Linked DNA regions of Homo sapiens: region 2 is linked to region 1. A link is a contact called in ENCODE Hi-C or POLR2A ChIA-PET data. All regions are on one chromosome and are shown on one strand. Each heading gives the region's core, a stretch centred on a gene start or an enhancer-like site at or near the end of the contact. The rest is flanking DNA. Distances are from core to core; before and after follow the strand shown.

Evidence for each region. Hi-C counts contacts between places; a loop is a spot of excess contacts on that map. ChIA-PET counts read pairs that join two places held with the same protein, here RNA polymerase II (POLR2A).
Region 2: a loop to region 1 is called in a map of A673, with 6 times the contacts of the local background. The contact joins the promoter of LINC01416 here to the enhancer-like site in region 1. A Hi-C loop is called at or near these places in 3 of 168 maps with a recorded cell type or tissue (A673, IMR-90 and astrocyte of the cerebellum). POLR2A ChIA-PET finds 5 or more read pairs at or near these places in 2 of 52 experiments (AG04450 and activated CD4-positive, alpha-beta T cell).

The regions. Positions count from the first base shown.
Region 1 is chr18:55,868,717-55,871,561 of GRCh38, forward strand. No RefSeq gene overlaps it. Among named protein-coding and RNA genes, the nearest start is that of LINC01416, 50 kb to the right of the region's middle. Within about 2 kb of position 1,402, at least 3 of the 41 ENCODE cell types and tissues checked have a DNase peak (open chromatin) inside an H3K27ac peak, as active enhancers do.
Region 2 is chr18:55,918,895-55,921,775 of GRCh38, forward strand. It overlaps LINC01416 (long intergenic non-protein coding RNA 1416), which reads right to left and starts at 1,305. Exons shown (of 4, transcript NR_110755.1): 1 at 1,268-1,305.

The DNA of each region.
Region 1 (2,845 bases), core at 152-2,651:
CCCTGATTTTTGTAGTCCCTCAACTCCTGCACATGTTTTAACATACCAGACCTACATAACTGCAATGAGCTCAATTATCCTGCATTTTCATGGGTTTGTTAGTTTTACTTTGCAAGTGTGCCTGGGCAGAGTTTTAATAAACATTTCATTCTTCATCAGTATTTTCTAGTCCTGGTAACATAATAAAAATTATCAGTGGGTTTATATTTTAGAAAATATTCAGATGAAAGGAACTCTGACCAACTGTGTGAAAATCTAGGAGTGGAATCAGACTCCTGCATTTTAATAAAGCCCTACTGGTCATTCCAATGCACAGCCAGATTGGAACACTACCACCTTATGTTGTCATATGAACCAGAATGTATACACAGTCTTAAAATATGGGCGGGCTGAATGTTTTGGTGCCCTGACTCACCAATTCAGCATGGAACATTTATGCAGTGAATGGTATACCACTAGTCTGAAAGAATTAATACACTTCAAGGAGTGCTCAGTTTATACTCTGAGCCTAACTTAAAGACCCAATAACTTCAAGCTCCTGGAACAAGGGCATAGTTGTCAGAATATACATGAATATTTAACAGATATAGTGGGAATATCCAAAATGACTTTGCAATATGTCCAAACAGCTTTGCCCTGTTGATTCCATTTGCTGTTTTTTGGCTGTAGTTTGAAGACTTAGCAGGTGCTTTCTACACCTCACTTTCCTCATCACGACTAGAGCTGTAGTCTCTGAGGAATTATTTGAATTCAGAGAACTGCTGGGGCTGCAGAATGAACAGCCATGTAGCCCTTTAAAAATACTATGTGCACCTACAGGTCAAAATGTCTTTAATTCACATTCTGCAAGAGGCTGCATTTTCATTCCAAGAACGACTTTTAATTTTTTAAAAGTATGTTTTCAGAATGGAAAAAATGTGGACAGATAAGGTCTTCTGGGGGAGCTGATCATCCCTGGGAATGACTTGGAATGAGTTTTCCTGATGAGTTATGGGAGCATGAACACATATCCTGTTTTCCTTCTCAATTCAGAAAGATTTTCACATAGATCCCTGTTTGCTCCAACTCATTCATTCTGTTTGCAGTCCTTTTGCTAAGACATCTGAAAGGAAGCATTGGCTTAAAGGTTCCGTCCCAGGTGGGATGAGGATTTCTGGAAGGACAATTCTTGTTGAATGTTATAATTGTCTGCATTTCATTTTTCCTTTCTAAGGAATTTCAAAATAAGTGATCCATTCTTCAAGTCCCAGATGTTGTTGTAAACCAGAATTTTGGAACATTTGAATTAAAATTCAATCCCCCAAAGTTCTGCTGAGTCCCAGCTCTCAAACCAAACACTGACAAAAATGTATTTGTGCAATGGTTCACATGACTTCCTCAGTGCACCGCGTCCTGGGCTGTGTGACTCAGTCCCAAATGAACTGACACACCATACTGTAAATTTTATAACAACCAAACTCCAGGACACTAGAAATGACTCCTTGGTTCATAGTTTTTGAAAGACTAAAGTTCTGGAAACATCCTTGAATATTGATTTTTTATGACTCTTAAGCTATGTTGTTTTCCTAACAAAACTCTCAAAAAAAAAAAAAAAAAAACCCTAAAATGTTCAAGTCGGTTAAAAAGTTTCCTGCATAGCATTGGCAGCCGTTTCAGTAAGACTAGTGAAGAACACGTGTCTTAGGGGATGGGGATTAGTCATTATTATCTTGTCCAAATTTAAGCAGATTATTTTGGGAAATGTAAATATCCATGATTTAAAAGCAGTTGAGAGACAGGCCAATATATTTAGCAAAAAATGTTTTCAAAGTTTCATATGAATCTCCGATGTTAGATTTTCGCGGATACAAATCTCAGTTTTCCATTCCCCCTTCTGCCCGCCATTCATTCACCTGTGTTTGTATAATGGAAACCAGTTATACAGCTCTGGTTACACATCTGTTTCATGCATGTGCAATTACAAGCCGTTTTAGCAACTAGTAAAACTACAGGTGTCTGGGTTTTAATGTAACCGTTTAAAAAGAGCAGTTCATGGGCCTCTGATTATTATTTTTTATAGCTGGCAATGTTCCTAAAGTAGACTGCCAGCTCAAGGGTTAAACATAACTCTGTTTCTCTCCCATCTGGTGGAATCTCTGAAACCCATTTGTAAATTAATTTTTGAAACTTTGAATCCATACTGCTGCATACAGTTATTGTATTCTGCACAGACAGCTTGTACTGCTGCTTTACATGGCTCCAACAACAAACAATTAACTGGATTTTGAGTGGTGGATGCTAAAGTCATTAAGTACGTGTATCTATTTGGCTTGCTAACTCCTATACCATAACAGAGACCACAGTTACCATCAAATCACTTTGATAAATAATGTTGTCATGTAGTTTCATAACAGCTGTAGAATGTCGATCAGTGCCTTCTTAATCAGAAGTTCAGTTCTGTATAAATGAAAAATTTCACTTGGAGATCTCTCTTATTTTTTTTTATTTTTTTTATTTTTTGAGACTGAGTTTCGCTCCTGTCAAAACTCAGGCTGGAGTGCAATGATGCGATCTTGGCTCACCGCAACTTCCGCCTCCTGGGTTCAAATGATTTTCCTGCATCAGTCTCCCGAATAGCTGGGATTACAGGCACCCACCACCATGCCTGGATAATTTTGGTATTTTTAGTTGAGATGGGGTTTCACTATGTTGGCCATGCTGGTCTTAAACTCCTGACCTCAGGTGACCCGCCTGCCTCGGCCTCCCAAAGTGCTGGGATTACAGGCGTGAGCTACTGCTGCGCCAGACCAGATTTCTCCATTTTTAACCTCTCTCCATTTAAGAGCAGATGGAAGATGAAAGAGTT
Region 2 (2,881 bases), core at 55-2,554, 50 kb after region 1:
CAAAAAATAAAAACCACCCAAAATTCTAGAAGGTGCTTTAAAAAGAGAATGAAAGGGATGCTTCACCACTTCTACCCCCCGCCCCCCACAAATCCAACTGGCTATGAATTGGATATCAGTGTAGGCAGAGACACATCATAAAATATTTTTGGATTGTGTGGTGCTATTTGGTATATATTGCCTATCTTGTTAGGATTGGGTAACAGTCCAAACAGGAAGACTCAGGGAAAGGTGGGGAGTAATGGTATAGGATTAAACTGGGGGTAAGTTAGGACTCAGGACTCACTTCCCGCCTTGCTTCCTGCCATGGTCAGGACTCAGGGCAGCAGAAACCAACAAAGTCCAACAGAGAGAAGCCAACTTAGAAACTGGACAAGGTATTCTTCAGGCATGAAATATCTCCTACTTTTGGGACACAGATAATTAAGAACCCAGCCTCAGGTCTTTCAAGTTCTTACTTTTCTGTCACCAAATCCCAAAGTCAAAGCAATTTCTCCCTATACTTCACAGATGCTGTCCAAGGTTGCATCAAAGTCAACAAGAAATGTGTTCTCTGTCTTCTGACAGTGACCATTGTGAGATAGCAGGATGTTCTCATCATACACTCAGTGATGGTAAAAGTCTGTGCTGATAAAACCTATTACAACACAACTATCGTGGAATTTTTTTTTTTTTTTTTTGAGACGGAGTCTTGCTCTGTTGCCAGGCTGGAGTGTAGTGGTGCAATCTCGGCTCACTGCAGCCTCTGTCTCCCGGGTTGAAATGATTCTCCCGCCTCAGCCTCCTGAGTAGCTGGGACTACAGGCACGTGCCACCACACCCCACTAATTTTTGTATTTTTCATAGAGACCGGGTTTCATTATGTTGGCCAGGATGATCTCAATCTCTTGACCTTGTGATCCGCCTGCCTTGGCCTCCCAAAGTGCTGGGATTACAGGCATGAGCCACCACGCCCAGCCTGAAATTTTCTTTAAAAAAAAAGACTTGAAAATAAAATTCCACTACAACTTGTCTCACATGAATAATTTTTGTCTTAAGATCTTAACCTAGATAAATCATTTCCTTAAATACTTCTTAAAGTGAGATGTTTAGTGCCTATCATGGTATATGTCTTAATTGAATCCCTCTCCAACTGCCTTTGTCCTCTTTAGGGATCTCTGCTCTCTCTTATTTGTTACTCATGTTTTTTTAATGTACTAATAACTGAAGCTATGTTCTGCCTTACCTCACCTGACACTGGAGAATGCCTGCATCAGCACATACTCACCTTTTTCCCATCTACAAAAGACAGCAGCTCTGTACACTGCAATTCCCTGTGATGTGCTCAAATTATAGGCTGTGTCACTAAGAGGCAAGTCAACCCTAGTCTCATAATGACACACCATTGTGTGTTGGCATTGTGGTTTAGAACTCTTCCCTGCCTGATCTTCCACCATGTCAGTCAATATTCATTAGCCAAATGTAAACTGAGTGTCTATTGTACACTCGATGGCAGGCAACAGATGATATTCATCTCCATGCTGGTAACACGGTAACATGGAGTCAAATAATATCTAGTGCCCACCATCAGAGAGTGTTAGGTAAAGACAGACACAGAAACAGTTGATCTTAGTGTCATGGTAGTGACATGCACAAATGTTATACAGTGTATGCTGTAATGCCTGGTTGAAAAGCTTCGCTGTAGAGATTAATGGGACTCTGCTGATCTGGCTGTTGAAATGTTCCTGGATCCTTTTGCTCTTCCTCATCCTTCCCTTTCACCTTGTATAGCTCAGTCCCAAAATTTACTGAGTCAAATGGTTTTCTGTCTTTAAACTCCAAATTCCACCCATCACTCTGGACAGTTGACTCATCTTATACTTTGCTAAACAATTCCAAGACTCCCTACCAAGATCCCATGCCTTTCCTTCTCTCTACACCCAATAATCTCTTGGACTTCAGCTATCTTCATATCCTTCAGGCCTCCACGGTAGGACATCTGCTCTTTCCAAGGCTAATTCCTACTGATTTCATTGAGTTCTGCCTCCTTCTCTAAAAGCTCACTGTTCAACTAACTCCCATCTCTCCAGTGTTGTCAATCAGTCTCTCTCTGTCACTTTTTTTTTAAACATGTATGTCTCCCTTAACCTAAAAATATCCTCTCATGTGCGGAGGGTTTTTTAAAACAATGATTTAGATTTTTTCTTCCCATCTTACTATGGCAGGTGCATATTATGCCTCTTAAAGGCTCCCAATGTTGTGCCCATACATGCATATTTTTTAAAGAAAAGATGAATAAATGAATTCCATAAGCTACCTGTAGTTACATAATAATGGTCTAGTGGTGATATAGTAAATAGTGTATAAATTTGGGGCTCAGTATTGTATTCTACATATCATATAAATGACCTTAGAAAAGTTACTTGAATTTTCTCTGCCACAATTTCCTCATCTGTGCAATAGGGATAATGACATTTATCTCACAGATATGTCCATGAAGATCAACTGAGATGACAGATCTAAATTACTTGACATAGTCTTTTTGTCACAGAGTGAATTCCCATAAATGCTAGTTCATGCTACTTGGATTTCAGGAAATAATAGTTCACATAGACTAAATAAAGGCCAAAGTTATAGTAGTTATAAAGCAGTTACAGAGACTACTCTGGCTAAAGTATCATATTTGTTTAAGATATTAGAGCAATACTGGTCAACACATAAGTGACCAATTTACATACAGATATATCATTTTAGCATATATTCAATGAAGTAACATTTTATAATACATTCTTTTGTCTGGGGATTCTTTTGTAGAAAGAGGCAGAGTGAATGATTGAAGCACATTGTTGTTTAATTGAAAATACTACTTTCACCTTATGCAAAACAGAGGCACATTAAATCA